2 separate regions of the Homo sapiens genome follow, and region 1 is linked to region 2. Evidence: read pairs that join two places in POLR2A ChIA-PET (ENCODE). Cell type or tissue: B cell. All regions are shown on one strand. Each heading gives the region's core, and the rest is flanking DNA. Links, peaks and the distances in the headings are about the cores only.

Region 1 (8,200 bases), core at 2,266-4,765, 170 kb before region 2:
AAGATATGAACAGTGTCCTTCAAAAACTTTTTTTTATTTTAACTTAAGGAGAGGAGTCTCTCTACATCATAAAGGAGCTTAAATGCACGTCATAAAATTCTTAAGTCATTGCTAAAAGTACCTTACAAAATGAATTAAGAAATCTGCTATGTTTTTCTGAAAGACTTCAGGAAAATCACATCTCCAGCTGGTACTCCAAAGGGGTAAATACTATTTAAATTGTCCTCTACCACATTGTACTGAGGAACTGCAATCACAGAAGAACCATTTGCATTGTCTCTTCTCTCTATGACATCCGAAGATTATTAAAGACTCATTTTAAGGCAAAAACTGAAATTCATTTCAAGAGGCTGAAGGCAAAGGGCCCGCCACTGCAGCCTGCACCTTTTATCAACATGAAATTTACCTCCCAGAAATAGTGTGTGATGATGCTGGAAGTTCGCCCAAGGCCTCCACATGTCTACACTCCCTATAACCTTCAGATGACACAACTACATGAGGGAATTTATCTGGATATTTGGAAATCCAGGCAGGCAACCTGACAACTGAACTTTCAGGTGGGGCTCACTCATATGGCCTGTTTGGGCATTCTAAAACATCTCACGATTTTTCTGAAAATCAGTAGGTTTCCTATCTAGTTCATATAACTTTGTAGTTATTTAGGAGCCAAGTCATTAGTCTTAAAGAAAAACAAAACAAAACAAAAATCACATCTCCCAACCCCAATATCATTACATAAACCAGGTAGCTAAAATTAGGGAATAGGAAACTGGGCCAAACTCAATGACTAACCAGAGCCAGCAAAGTCTAATAGGCTAAAAAAATAAAATGATAGCTTAATTTCCTTTCATTAAAATGTTCTAATTACAGATCACCTTAAAAGGTCATCTGGTTTCTCAAGAAGTGAGAGGTTTTTTTTTTCTTCTTAAATTGTCCTAGAGAACCACCTTGGTGAATCAATAACTGCTACTTTTACCTACTATAATAGCAAGACCTTAAAAGGATTCTTTTCTTTCCTTTTAACAATAAATACTTATAATAGTGATAATAAAGTTCTTTAATTAAACAAAGGTAATACCAAGCTATAAAATTTGCCCATATGACATCAAGGAATAGGAAGTAATAAAGATTTGTTTCTAGATATCACCTTCTGAAGAAAAGCAAAACAAAGTTCACAACTTAAAAAGTAGGGGGGATGGGCACGGTGGCTCATGCCTGTAATCCCAGCACTTTGGGAGGCTAAGGTGGCACGTCATTTGAGGTCAGGAGTTTGAGACCAGCCTGACCAACATGGCAAAACCCTGTCTCTGCTAAAAATAAAAAATTAGCCGGGCATGGTGGCAGGCGCGTGTAATCCCAGCTGCTCAGGAGGCTGAGGCAGGAGAATCACTTGAACCTGGGAGGCAGAGGTTGCAGTGACCCGAGATTGTGCCACTGCACTCCAGCCTAGGCGACAAAGCTAGACTCCATCTCAAGAAAAAAAGAGAAGGAAAAAAAAGTGTTAATTTTATATGCAGAGTAGGTGATGTCAAGAATATGTGAATACTCACACTGAGCCTGTGAGAAGTGCGAAAACAGGTAACTGGGAAGATAAACTCATTTAAAATTGGATTTTCTTGGACCGTGCTAGGCAGTGGCTGGAAACAGATTTTTGAGCAGGTCCTGCCACTGAAGCCTGCTCTCATTCCTTTACCAAACATTCAAAATAAAACTTCAAAAGGATCTATAAGTAGCTTAGGTCAATAAGGCAATTAGGAATAAAATGGAATAGAGTTCACCTGAGGGAAGAAAAAAGTCTTATCAAGAACCTAAATTGAGCAAATGATATCTGTAAAATAAATTTGGTTCTAAGTTTTCTGGAAGCCAAAATTAAAAGACTAAAGAGACATCATTTGTTTTCTGATGAAAGCTCACAAATTTATCTAAGGGACAATTTTCCTGGAAGTAACCACGAACAACAATTTATCAGGAAGATCCTCGTAAAAGGACTGTAACTAACAGACTCTTCATTTTCAACCATCATCTTGCTAAAGATACAAGTACAGTTCAAATGAGTTCTTTTAGTGACCCTCCCTAACAATGAATGACCTGATCTAATGCAGAGGTGAGACCTGGTTCTCTGCCCTGCCCCTAAGCACTACATTTCTCCCCATCCTAGCCCACTCCTGCTGCTCACAGAATTCCACCCTTACTCTAAAGTTGCAGGAAGGACGGGACTACTTTTGGCCACTTGCTAGCACAACTGCATTTAAAAAAAAAAAAAAAGGTACCAGAAAAAGATGCCTTAAAAATAACACTATCCACCCAGACTTAATTCCCTTCTCCAATAAAAGCAACCAGGGCTCCTTGGAGAAATGATCCTAAGACTGAGGAAGGAAATGTACAAAATGAGCCTGGAGCATCTTATAGTGCCAGAAAGTAAGAAGTGCTCAAAAACAAAAACCAGAGGTCCGGGGCGGGGTGGGGGGCAGATCATTTAAGGTCAGGAGTTCAAGACCAGCCTGGCCAACATGGAGAAACCCCATCTCTACTAAAAATACAAAAATTAGCCAGGCATGGTGGCACCCACCTGTAATTGCAGCTACTCAGGAGGCTGAGGCATGACAATCACTTGAACCCAGGAGGCAGAGGTTGCAGTGAGAGGAGATTATGCCACTGCACTCCAGCCTGGGTGACAAAGCAAGGCTCTGTCTCAAAACAAACAAACAAACAAAAATGAAAATCCAAAAAATACAAGAATGCGGGTATGTCAAAGGGACACAGGAACCTAAAGGGCTCCCAATAGCTAAAGCTGAAACAATCAGGGCAACAATTATAGTACTGGTTTATAATCCAAAGTACATAGTAAACATCCATGAATCTACACTTACATATAAATGATTGATTAAATAAATAAATAAGGAAGAGAGACAAATCTTCCGTGAAGATTCTCAAATAATTTATGTAGGCACCCGTAAGGAGTGTGAAGCATAACTCCCCACTCCTTAAGTGTGGGCTACATAAAGTGACTTCCTTCTAAAGAACACAGAATAGAAAGGGGGAAAAAAGAGTTACTCTGTAGTGGACTGACCAAAACATCATTAAGGGGGAAAAAAGGAAAGAAAAGAATATTGTATAGTGAAGAAACCTGACAAACACTAATTCATCCAAATGATCAAGGGCAGTATCAACGTGACAAATCATGTTGATATGATGTGATGAAAATGACACTTTATAAGTGAATCATGGTTTTGACAAGAAAAAAAAAATGACATTTTATCTCTGTGGTCTTCCTCCCCAAAACCCATAACCTCACCTTATCATGAGAAAAACATCTGACAAATGCCCAATAGAGGGCAACCTACAAAATACCTGGCCAGGGTCCTCAAAACTCACAAGGTCCACCAGGCCCACTGGCTCACACCTTGTAACGCCAGCACTTTAGGAGGCCGAAAGGGGAGGGTCACTTGAGTCCAGGAATTTGAGACCAGCCTGGGCAACACAGGAAGACCCTGCCTCTAAAAATAATTAAAAAAAAAAAAATTAGTTTGGTGTGGTGGTGCATACCTGTGGTCCCAGCTACTCAGAAGCCTCAGGGAGGAGGATTGCCTGATCCCAGGAGGTCAAGGCTGCAGTGAGTTGTGATCATGTCATTGCACTTCAGCCTGGGTGACAGAGCAAGACCCTGTCTCAAAACAAACACACAAACAAAAAACTCACGGGCCAGGCGCGGTGGCTCACGCCTGTAATCCCAGCACTTTGGGAGGTTGAGGCAGGCAGATCACTTGAGGTCAGGAGTTCGAGACCATCTTGCCTAACACGGTGAAACCCTGTCTCTACTAAATATACAAAAACTAGCCGGGCATGGTGGCACTCGCCTGTAGTCCCAGCTACTCAGGCAGCTGAGGCAGCAGAATCGCTTGAACCCGGGAGGCAGAGGTTGCAGTGAGCCGAGATCTCGCCACTGCACTCCAGCCTGGGCGACAGAGTGAGACTCCGTATCAAAAAAAAAAAAAAAAAAAAAAAAAGAACGGAAACAGGAATAGCTAGCCTTTTCTCTCTCTGAGAGACCATACAACATAGTACTTTTAAGATGGAAGGTTCTAGAGTCAGACTTTCTGGTCCGTGCTCAAATCACAGGTGTGCCGTTTACCAGCTGTAAACACTTGGGCATGTTCCTTAACTTGTCTACCTCATTTGTAAAATAAGGACAACAGTTGTACATACATCATAAGGTTATTGTGAGGATTTTTTTTTTTTAGATAGGGTCTCACTGTGTTGCCCAGGCTGGTTATGTACTCCTGGGCTCAAGAGATCCTCTTGTGCCAGCCTCCTGAGTAGCTGGGATTACAAGGACACACCACCACGCCCAGCTACTGTGAAGATTAAATGTTATACAGGTAAACTGCCTGGAACAGTGTTTGTCACATAGCAGGCATTCAATAGGTGTTATATTATTGTTATAACTGTTGGTGATAACTCAGAACTCCATAAATATTTAGGTCATTAACCACATTTTCTTCCTTTTTTTTTTGAGACAGAGTTTTGCTCTGTCGTAAAGGCTGGAGTGAAGTGGCACTATCTCAGCTCCCTGCAACCTCTGACTCCCGGGTTCAAGCAATTCTTGTGCCTCAGCCTCCAGAGTAGCTGGGACTACAGATGCATGCCACCATGCCCGGCTTTTTTTTTTTTTTTTTTTTGAGACAGAGATTTGCACTGTTGCTCAGGCTGGAGTGCAGTGGCACGATCAGAGCTCACTGCAACCTCCACCTCCGGGTTCAAGCAATTCTCCTGCCTCAGCCTCCCCAAGTAGCTGGGACTACAGGTGTGCGCCACCAGGCCCGGCTAATTTTTTATTTTTTAAGTAGAGATAGGGTTTCACCATGTTGGCCAGGCTGGTCTCGAACTCCTGACCATGTGATCCACCCACCTCGGCCTCCCAAAGTGCTGGGATTACAGGCGTGAGCCACTGCACCTGGCCTAATATATATATATATATATATATATATATATATATATATATATATATTTTTTTTTTTTTTTTTGTATTTTTAGAAGAGGCGGGGTTTTGTCATGTTGGCCAGGCTAGTCTCAAACTCCTGAGCTCAGGCAATCCGCCTGCCTCAGCCTCCCAAAGTGCTAGGATTACAGACGTAAGCCACCATCTCTGGCCCATTAACCATATGTTCTAACCTAAGAGTACTAATGGATGGCAAACTAGATAAATTGTGCTATGTTCACTAAATCCAGGGATGATTAGGGCCCAAATGGCTATTGCATGGAAACAGAGAGAAAGGGGTAGTCAGGTACACTCTCAAGGAAGCAGCAGCAAGATTTAGAAAATGAAAGGATACAAAATGCCTAAGAAAGCAGATGTTTGATCCTTTTAGCTGATAAAAAGAGAGACAGTAAGGAATCCAAGATGATGCCAGCTTTTCCTGTATGTGGTTTTTAACTTAATAAGGAATAAACTACATGAAGAATCCAACATTAGATATGGCGGAAAGAGAGAGAGGATTGAGGTTGCATATATAATTATCTCTACTCTTCATAAGAATTCACAAGTGAATACTGAGCCAAAGGGTCTATTCCCCTAAGATATAAAAAAGCAGAAAGAACACCAACTCATTAAAGATGCTATGGCTTTAGATAGAAAAATATATCAGAAACATGTTCTTTTTCTTTCTTTCTTTTTTTTTAGACAGTCTCACGCTGTTGCCCAGGCTGGAGTGCAGTGGCATGATCTTGGCTCACCACAACCTCCACCTCCCAGGTTCAAGCGATTCTCCTGCCTCAGCCTCCCGAGTAGCTGGGAATACAGGCATACGCCACCATGCACGGCTAATTTTTGTATTTTTAGTAGAGACAGGGTTTCACCATGTTGGCCAGGCTGGTCTCGAACTCCTGACCTTGTGATCCTCCCACCTCAGCCTCCCAAAGTGTTGGGATTACAGGCGTGAGCCACCATGCCCAGCCTCAGAAACACTTTCAAAAGGGACCACTGTATCTCAAAAACGAAAAACATAAACTCTGACGGCTTAGGTGCTACATTTAATGGGCATAAAATGAATTTAAGCTGATCTTTTAAACAAAAGCATGTACAAAGTCTATCAAATATATTCCTGAAATAAAAGGATCACATCTAGATTTTGCCCAGAACAAAGTCAAACTTAGCCCACAGGCAGCATTTGGCAACACTAAATTCTTTCAAATTTCTAGTACAGTTCACTGATAGTATAACATAGTACATAAGTATTGCTTAAGCTAAAATATGATCAAGGAGGCTAGGAGGCTTTTTCTAGAAATGCTGAAAACCAGAAATAGCAAATTTCCAGGCACTGGCATGATAATGGATAGATGCTCTCTTCCTGCTTCTATCAGCATTTGCTACATTAACTTAACATAGGCAATACGTCATGCTTGACTTGGGGGAGGAGTGGGGGGGTAAGAAAAGGGGAGAAAGAGAGGGAGGAAAGGAGGGGAACGAGAACGAAAGACCCGTTGCTGCCCTAACAATACTACTGCGGGGGTGAAGCCAGATCAAATGTTTTTTTTCATACTGTTCCAAAGTTATTTACGGTAAAAACCTCCAGCGTGACCCTTTCATTATGAGCACAAACAAAGTCTTGTTCTTTCTTAACAACTATTCCCTTGATTTCCCACATTTTATGTTGAACAATGAGGTTGGGAGCACAGGATAAAGCAGATGACATCAACCTCCCTCAAGTCGGAGACTTGTTTGGGAGCCCAAGTTCAGGTCTGTGGCCAGCTGGCTGATTTCACAGAGGGCTCTACTGTCCAGGCTGCCAGGCTCTATATGCATATGGGGGCAATGGCTCAGGATCAAACTACCAGTCAGCAATTCACACAAGAAACAGCATAGAAGTCACTGCACCCCTACTGGGTTACCTTTATATATTTGTTCCACTTTCCTAGAAACCAGACTCAGTCTTCAGAAGTCAGCATAAAGATATGGTGTAGCAATTTCAAACTGGAAGCAGCCCCCTTCTCTAGATCAGTTCAAAACAGGGAAGGCTGTAGACAACTGTTTACTGAATAAGAGAGATTTAAATGAAGCAATGTATCCTTTAACTTTTATGGAGAAGGACGCAAAGGTCAAGTTATAATTAAAAGCTAGGAACTTTGTATATAATACAAAAAGAAATTCGATTTATATTATTAAATGTCAATGTACCAATTAGCCTTCTGTACTGAACCATCTATTTATTGACCTGTTTCTAACCCAGTGAACAACAGTCACGTTAAATTCACGCTGAAAGGGCCATATTTCTCCCTACAGAAAAAGTCTGGCATAAGTAAGGGTTCATGGGATCGTTATTGATAAAAAGGATGGTTCATTTCGATGACTGAGCAACATGCATCCTATTCCTTTTTTTTTTTTTTTTTTTTGAGACGGAGTCTCACTCTGTCGCCCAGGCTGGAGTGCAGTGGCGTGATCTCGGCTCACTGCAACCTCCACTTCCCAGGTTCAAGCGATTCTCCTGCCTCAGCCTCCTGAGTAGCTGGGACCACAGGTGCACACTACCACGCCTGGCTAATTTTTGTATTTTCAGTAGAGACAGGGTTTCACCATGTTGGCCAGGATGGTCTCATTCTCCTGACCTCGTGATCCACCCACCTCAGCTTCCCAAAGTGCTGGGATTACAGGCGTGAGCCACCACGCCCAGCCGAAGCATCCTATTCTTTCTCCTTGTCAGCACAGAACAGACCTCAGTACAGATACCAGTAATAAAAAAGCTGAAATACAGTAATTCCAAACAAAATAATCTGAAAACTATAGCATATATACCATCTTTTCCTTCCTTCCTCCCTCCCCTGCCTCTTCGCCCCTCTGCCTCTCTCTCTTTTCTCCTCCTCGCCCCCACCCCCACCACTGTCCTTTTCTCCTTCCTCCTCCCTCTCCTCTCTGTCCTCATGCCTGGCCTATAGTATCTTCTCATACAGCTTTGGGTGAGGGAAAAAAGAAGTTATAAGCCAATAGTTTCCCAACTGCCAAGTTACTTCTTCATAATTTTTAGGCTTAAGTTGTGGTAGGCCTGTGATTCAAGGCTGAACTCTTTAAGGGATCTGTTTGGCTTTCTTATCTATAAGCTAGTTGGGAAGGACAGAAATCATAACTTGGTATAAGATCCAAATTTTCAGCCAGGTGCAGGGGTTCATGCCTGTAATCTCAGTGCTGTGGGAGGATCACTTGAGGCCA
Region 2 (8,200 bases), core at 2,605-5,104:
GTTGGAGAGAGAAATGATAGGGAGTGAGGTGAGTTGAGGTCAGTCACAAAGGGGCTTTGTAAGCCATGTTCAATGTTGAAGAATTTGAACTTTAGGGCGACATGGAAGAATTTTATTAGGATATGATAGGATTATATTGGCATTTTAGAAAGATCAGACTTTCATATGGAGACTTGGGATGGAGGGGGCAAGATTGGAGAACAGCGAAGAAGCTTTTGCTGTCATTAGGAGAGAGGCAATGGTGCCCTGAACAAGGAAGGGGCTGTAGGGATGAGGGAGGTGGGAACATTCAAGGCTTATGTAGGAAGTGAAATCAGTAGCTGAAGTGCAGGAGAAGAGGGGTGAAGGGTAGACCTCGTATTTGTGGGTTGAGCGACTGAGTGGAGGGTTCTGTTTACCTGCTCAGGCATGGCAGGAAGAGTAAGTTTAGGGGAAAGACAATGTGTTCAGTTTTGGACACGGTGAATTTCAGGGGTCTGTAGAACACCCAAGGGGAGAAGTTCAGAAGGCATTTGCCTTGTTCAAGGCATTTGGCTATAAGAGTCTGGTGCTGGGGAGTGTGAGGTTGGTGATGTTGATTCGGGAGTCATGAGCATATAGGTGGTATTTGAAGTCCTAATGATGGAAAGTTGAATGAAACATTATCCCTGGGCCAGGCGTGGTGGCTCATGCCTGTAATCCCAGGATTTCGGGAGGCCAAGGCAGAAGGACTGCTTGAGCCCAGGAGTTCAGGACCAGCCTGGGTAAGATGGTGAGACCCTGTCTCTACCAAAATTTTTTAGAAATTAACTGGATGTGGTGGCACGTACATGTGGCTATTTAGGAAGCTGAAGCGGGAGGATCCTTTGAGCCCAGGAGTTTGAAGTGCCAGTGAGGTATAATTGTATCACTCTACTCCAGCCTGGCCAACAGAGCGAGACCTTGTCTCAAAAAAATAAAAATAAAAAATAAAGTCCCTGCTCTCAAGTAGTTAAAAGTTTAGTGTGGGGTGGGGGCTAGGCATGCAAGGAACAATTGGATTTCAAGGTGAACTGTATAACACAGAGGTATGTACAGGGCTCAGTGGTGACACAAGGCCTGGGAGGGTCAGAGAAAGCTTTAGAGAAGAGGGGCTGAAACTGAGTAAGAGCTTGGCAGGTGGACTGGGGAAGGCCAGTCTATGTGGAGGGCAGAGCAAGTGCAAAGGCATGGAGATGCCAAAGCAGCACTGCCCAGCCAAGAAGTTCTGTTTTCTGGAGCATTTCAGTGTGCTCATCTAAGGAAGAGGCAGCAGAAGCACTTGAGATCTTTGAGGAAACACTTGTCCATCAACATCTGTGTAGTGCGTGTTGAATACCCATGGCCTAGCTTTACACAGATGAAGGGTTTGTGATAAGGTGGCATTAAAAAAGAAATTAAACATTTTATTTTATTATTATTTTTTGTTTGTTTTTGTTTTTTGAAATGCAGTCTCACTCTGTCACCCAGGCTTGAGGGCAGCGGCATGATCTCCGCTCACTGTAACCTCTGCCTCTGGGGTTCAAGAGATCCTCCCACCTCAGCCTCCCAAGTAGCTGGGATTACAGGCACCCGCCACCATGCCCAGCTAATTTTTCTATTTTTAGTAGAGACGGGGTTTTGCCATGTTGGCCAGGCTGGTCTCAAACTACTGACCTCAAGTGATCCACCCACCTCAGCCTCCCAAAGTGCTGGGATTACAGGCATGAGTCACTGCACCTGGCCAAAATAAATAAATAAATAAAATAAAAATAAACATTTAAAAAGTCATTTTTAATCATTTTTTCAAACACATAAAAATGTAGAAAAAATAACACAATAAATCCATGTGTATTTATCACCCAGGTTCAATAATTTCTAATGTTTTGCCAATATTTGTTCATTAATTCATTTCTCCCTTTTTGGAAGGCTGGAGAATTAATTTAACTTTATATTACGGAGGCAGTAGACAGAAGAGTATAATGAACCCTCATCTACTCATTACCTAGTCCCAAGAAATATTGACCCAAGGCCATTCCTTCCCTATCCATGTCCCATCTGCTTAATCCCCTCCCATATTACTTTGAAGCAAACTCATGACACCATATCATTTCACCTGGAAATATGTTAAAGAATGTATCTCTAAAGATAAGGACTTTAAAAATACCACTGTAATATCATTGTCACCTGCAACAAGATGAACACTAATTTATCAGGTGGTGTTTTGAAAACTCAGGGGAGGTGTTTGGTAAAGCCACAAAATCCTGAGATCTTGCATAAATGTGTTTCAGGAAGCAATTATGGATGTCCAGGTTGGTATAGACCCGATGTCTTCAACAAGACTACACTGCATAAGCCAGGGTGACGGGGTGGAGAAGGAGCCAGAGTGAATTAGGGACAAGTAGGGTTGTGGTGTAGGAGGCTGGGTCAGAGTTTTAGCAGCCAAGAGAAGGGGGTGCAGGGTGCACAGGGAGCTTCCTCAGCCCCACTCAGTGCTCCAGCAGGCAGGAGGCAGTCGTCCAAAGGAGATAAAGTGAAGAAGGGATGGAGCAGGAAGGAGAGAGAGGTGTAAGGAGGAGGAGGTGTATGCAGAGAGAGGAGCTGATATTGAGGAAGAAAATGAGGAGGAGGAGAGCAAAAATAAATAACGACTGAGCACCTATGACCCACCAGATGTCAGGGGCACTACTTCTGCCCCCCTCCAGATTTCCAGGAGTGGGGCTCACCCCAAACAAGCTTGACCTCTTGATCGTCCTCTCAGGGAGTTGCTCTATTGGTGGGTCGAGGTTAGGGACATGTACTATGAAGGTATAAACTGTGTGGTTTTTTTTTTTGAGACGGAGTTTCTCTCTTGTTGCCCAGGCTGGAGTGCAATGGCGCGATCTCAGCTCACCGCAACCTCCGCCTCCCTAGTTCAAGCCATTCTCCTGCCTCAGCCTCCCGAGTAGCTGGGATTGCAGGCATGTGCTACCAGGCCCAGATAATTTTTTTTTTCTTTTTTCTTTTTTTTTCTTTTTTTTTTTTTTTTTTTGTATTTTTAGTAGAGACAGGGTTTCTCCATGTTGGTCAGGCTGGTCTCTAACTCCCAACTTCAGGTGATCTGCCCGCCTCGGCCTCCCAAAGTGCTGGGATTACAGGCGTGAGCCAGCACGCCCGGCCGTATAACTGCTTTTATAAGGAAGGAGGGCTATGTGTCTTTAGCAGAAGAGGGGCAGGGTTCCAGCCCATGCCTTGAGAGCAACCTCCACCAGGGCCTTGGCAGAGCCAGGGTGACATCCACCAAAGCAAAGGAGGAGGAAGGCAGCAGAAATGAAGGGGGTGGTCCTCTCACTGGAGGGGTGCAGCGAGGCAGCAGTCTCCCCGGAGGGGCTGGTGGCAAGCGCACCCCCAGCGCCCTCCAGCTTTATTTTTGGCAGGGCAGGAAATGTGTGTGTGTCTGTGGGTGACCTGGGGAGGAGGGGAGGGGGGGTAAGAGGGTCCCTGGATTTTGGTAAATCTGCGGGGGTTGTGGGGGGTTTCCGGAGCCCCCGGGGTAGGGGTAGGGATGGGGGCAGCCCCGGGCAGTGCTGAGCGCAGCTGTTGCGGGTACGGTCATGTCCAACTCCTTCCCAGCTGGAAACGCTGCGGCGGGTGGTATCACCAGTGGACAGGCGAACTTCAGGCCAGAGAGTGCCTTCCTCCAGGGCTTTAGGGGAAAAGGGCGACGAGGCCGTGGTGGTCGGCGCCCTGAATACCCCGAGGGGCCAGGGCCCCTTTTTCTACATGAAGACCTGGGCCCGTTCCCTCCCGGGTTCTTCCACTCCCATCTCAGCCAAGTGCTGATCTAATAACTCAGTGGAAGCGCCCAGAGAAGAACAGGGTCGCCGTGGTTAGAGACGCTGTTCCCCTCCGCGCCTGACTCCGCAGTTACTTTGTTACTTAACCGCCCTTCTGCTCATTTGACAAGCCCTGAGCGCACATTTGCAGAGCTTCCTTCCGGGACTTCGTGGCACGGATTGCAAGAGGCCCCTACTCTGGCAAGGACTTGACTCAGGGAAATTCTTTCTGTCCTTTCTTACTAGAAAAGGCATAAATTGGAGGTGAGCCTCCTTGATTAGAATGGGCACAATGGCTGGTGGCCACGAGACCCAGAAGAGGTCACTGGTGGTGTTGCTTCCCAGACAGCCAGCCAATGTTGGTGAGACTACAGTGAAAAGAGGCAGATTGAACTAACCAGACCTGGGACTTGTCTTCATCTGCAAACGGTAGTAACAGCGGTTAACCCCCTGAGCGCTTCTGACATGCTGAACGCTGTTCCAAGCCCTGCTCTAATGCATCGAAGGCATGTTCTAAACATGCATTATCTAATAACGCTATTCCCGAGTTTACAGATGAAGAATCACAGCCACTAAGAGATGACATCACTTGGTGAAGGTCACATAGCTTCTGGGGCCAGGGTTCTGTTTTGCCTTTGTGAAGAACAGTGAACATGCTCTGCACTTTTCTAAAGTAGAAAAATGAGCTGATGTCAGGGATTCTTTCAAGAAGGCAAATTTCAGAGCTGTTGCTGAGATCACGACCCATTCAGCAAAGTGTCCCAAACGCTGAATGCACTTCTGAGTCTCTGGTTTCACTTTGCAGCACTCGGCATAACTGATGCTCCCAATAATGACCTTCAACCACCAAGGAAACGTTCATTTATATTTTGCAAGCTCTGTTTAATGGATGAAGGAGTAACAAGTTTTAAAAAAGATTTTGATCAACACGGTGGCTCATGCCTGTAATCCCAGCAGTTTGGGAGGCCGAGGCGGGTGGATCACTTGAGATCAGGAGTTCAAGACCAGCCTGGCCAATATGGCGAAACCCTGTCTCTACTAAAAAACATGAAAATTAGCCGGGTGTGATGGCGGGTGCCTGTAGTCTCAGTTACTCAGGAGGCTGAGGCAGGAGAATCGCTTGAACCTGGGAGGTAGAGGTTGCAGTGAGCCGAGATCACGCCACTGCACTCCAGCTTGGGCGACAGAGTGAGACTCTGATTCACACACAAACCAAAAAAAAAAAAAAAAAAAAAAAAAAAGATTTTGATCAAAACCAAATCACTAAAGTTAAACACTTGAAAGAATTAACCCTGTCTTTGTAAAGCTTGGCTACCCTGGTAACTCATGCCAGGGACACTTAGCTTTAAAATTGTCCCCTCTGGAGGGGCTTTGCTCTTATGCCACAAGTATTGCTGCTGCGTCTGCGAAACAGGAAGGAGCAGCATCTCCCCATTATTTCCCTGACGAGTACCCCTAGAAGATGGTGGAGTCCACGTGGTCAAGTTCTCTTTCTTCCACTGGCCTAAGTCTGAAATTCCCCAAACACCTGGAGCCTTGCAATGCTGGGCAGCCGGCAGTTTCCCCAGCAGTTGCCCTGGCATCTTGCCCCCTTTACACAAAGCAATCACTGTTGCAGAAAATGAGGGTCCTGTGATCATTTGGCTCCACCCCCCTGCCTGGCATTTGCGTGGGAGAAGGGACTTTCTTTCTTTTTGACAATAGATTCTGATCACAAACCAGGCCCCTTTCAGAGAAACAGCTCCCATGGAATGACTCTGCCTAGAGGTAAGAACTGAGGGGCACAACAGAAGTGATTTCTCGCTCCCCACCCTCATGGCCATCAATGCTCAGTCAGGCCCCTATCCTTGAATTTGTTTCAAACGGTGGCATATCTGGTCCCTGGCCAGTGGGACAGGCACCCTGTAGTTAGTGGTCTAGATTTTCAGCCTTACCTCAAAATGCAGGTGCAGGCCAGGTGCGGTGGCTCCAGCCTGTACTCTCAGCACTTTGGGAGGCCAAGGCAGGTAGACCACCTGAGGTTGGGAGTTTGAGACCAGCCTGGCCAATGTGGCGAAATCCTGTTTCTACTAAAAATACAAAAATTAGCTGGGCATGGTGGCATGTGCCTATAATTCCAGCTACTCAGAAGGCTGAGGCAGGAGAATCACTTGAACTCAGGAGGTGGAGGTTGCAGTGAGCCAAGATTGTGCCATTGCACTCCAGCCTGGGTGACAAAGTGAGACTCTGTCTCAAAAAAAAAAAAAAAAAAAGTAGGTGTAGTGATCCTTTCTTACAGGTAACATTTCCTTGCTAAGAAATGAACACTGGTATAATATACTATAACTAAACTACAGACTGTGGATTTCTCCAGTTTTTCCACTAATGTCCTTTTCCTGTCACAGGATGTAATCCAGGATACCATATTGCATTTACTTGTCGTGTCTTCTCTCACCTGTGAAAAGTTTCTTAGTTGTTCCTTATTGTTCATAACTTTGACACTTTCAGGTATTTTATTGAGTGTTTGGGTTTATCTAATGTTTTCTCATAATTAGACCAGGGTTATGGATTTTTTAGAAGAAAAGTCCTTTCTTCTTTGCATGCCATAAGGAGGTACATGATATCAACATGGCTTATCAATGGTGAAGTTAACTTTATTTGCATGGTTAAGGTGGCTCTGCCGTTTCTCCACTGTGAAGTTACTGTTTTTCCCTTTCTGTATTCTACTTATTAGAAGTGGGTCAATAAGTCTAGCCCATATTCAAAGGGAAGGAAATGAAACTCTACTTCCTGGAGAAGGGAGAATGTACATATATATTTTGGAATTTAATCTTATGAAAATTTGTCTCAGGCTGGGCATGGTGGCTCATACCTGTAATCCCAGCACTATGGGAGGCCAAGGCAGGTGGGTCACTTGAGCCCAGGAGTTCAAGACCAGCCTGAGCAACATGGGAAAACTCTGTCTCTACAATAAATACAAAACATTAGCTGGGTATAGTGGCACGCACCTGTAGTCCCAGCTATTTGGGAGGCTAAGGTAGGAGGACGGCTTGAGACCGGGAGGTTGAGGCTACAGTGACCTGTGAGTATCTCACTGCAAAGAAAAGATTCTCTGTAGTTCATATATTAATTTATTTATATTGGCATGGACTCATGGATATTTCTTTTATTCTTTGGGTTATAAGAATCATCATGGTTCTATATCATCCAATCCTTTCATTAGTTTGTTGCTTAAATTGTTCCAGCCTTGCTCGTTGGGAACTCCTGGTTCCTTTTGACATGCCCACATTAAAAAAAAAAAATGATGCATAATGGATGTACATAGTTTTGGGGCCCCCATTTTTTTTCCAATTCCTTACTTTCTGGCATTACAAGCTGCTCCAAAACTCACCTTGTGTTTTCACTGCTTTAGCCCTAGAATCAGTTATTTCTCCAAGGAGCCTGGTTCCTTTAATCAGAGAATGGTATTTAGAAACCATGTTTCTGAGTGTTGGGTGTGCTCGTTGCTACTGGGGTGTCATTGCTTCTAGGCCCTCTCAGTGAACAGTTAGGAATATTTACATATATTTATGTATATATGTATGTATGCTAACCCATGAATATGTGCATATCTATGTTTGTGTATCTGTCTATTTGTATATATACTTTTAAAAAGAGTTTGTGCCAGGCGCAGTGGCTCACACCTGCAATCCCAGCGCTTTGGGAGGCCAAGGTGGGTGGATCACCTGTGTCAGGAGTTTGAGACCGACCTGATCAACATGGTGAAACCCCGTCTCTACTAAAAACATAAAAAAATTAGCTGAGTGTGGTGGTGCATGCCTGTAGTCCCAGCTACTTGGGAGGCTGGGGAGGAGAATCACTTGAACCCAGGAGGCAGAAGTTGCAGTGAGCCAAGATCGTGCCATTGCACAGTAGCCTGGGCAACAAGAGTGAAACTCTGTCCCCAAAAAAAGAAAAAAAAAGAAAGAATTTGTATTATCTCTGACTTGAATCCAACCCTGCAGGTTTCATTCTAACCTTCTCCCTTTTCTCACTGCTGCTTTTTTCTCTGATGGTGAGAAACCTGACTCCCATTATCTATAATTTATTTACATATTTGTTCAACCCTAGTATACATGTGAAGTAGTTTCAGAATCACCAATGTAGTTCCCTATGAAAAGTAAATTTATCAACTAGAGTATAGTGTTTTTGCAGAGTTCTTTTTGCACAGTATTTTTTTAGCTTTACAGATTCCAGTCAAACACATCATTTTCCATTGTGTGTGAAGTTTGTGACAGTGAAATAAAAAAGAAAAAAACCCCATCATTTTCCAAAGTTACTTAGGTCAGCTTCTTTTTTTTCCTTCTTGATGGGCACATCTTAATATTTCCAAAGCATTTCTACATCTGGTTTCTTTTATCATATCATTGTTGGATGGGGGAAGAAGAAAC

What was found. ChIA-PET counts read pairs that join two places held together with the same protein. Peaks named below come from ENCODE experiments on the same cell type or tissue, not always from the same donor. Only the 100,000 strongest peaks of a DNase experiment are listed, where the experiment ranks them.
Region 1: POLR2A ChIA-PET joins it to region 2 with 12 read pairs; 4 of 35 experiments call an interaction of 5 or more read pairs at or near these places.

Annotation. Positions count from the first base shown.
Region 1 is chr14:75,159,571-75,167,770 of GRCh38, forward strand. All of the region lies in intron 1 of TMED10 (transmembrane p24 trafficking protein 10), which reads right to left. Among named protein-coding and RNA genes, the nearest start is that of TMED10, 13 kb to the right of the region's middle. In B cell, for the core only: no CTCF peak of the experiment used is centred there; no DNase peak of the experiment used is centred there.
Region 2 is chr14:75,330,421-75,338,620 of GRCh38, forward strand. No RefSeq gene overlaps it. Among named protein-coding and RNA genes, the nearest start is that of LINC01220, 40 kb to the left of the region's middle. RefSeq lists an enhancer at 3,604-4,103. In B cell, for the core only: no CTCF peak of the experiment used is centred there; DNase peaks (open chromatin) are centred at 3,261 and 3,921; H3K4me3 peaks cover 1,734 bases; H3K27ac peaks cover 1,099 bases.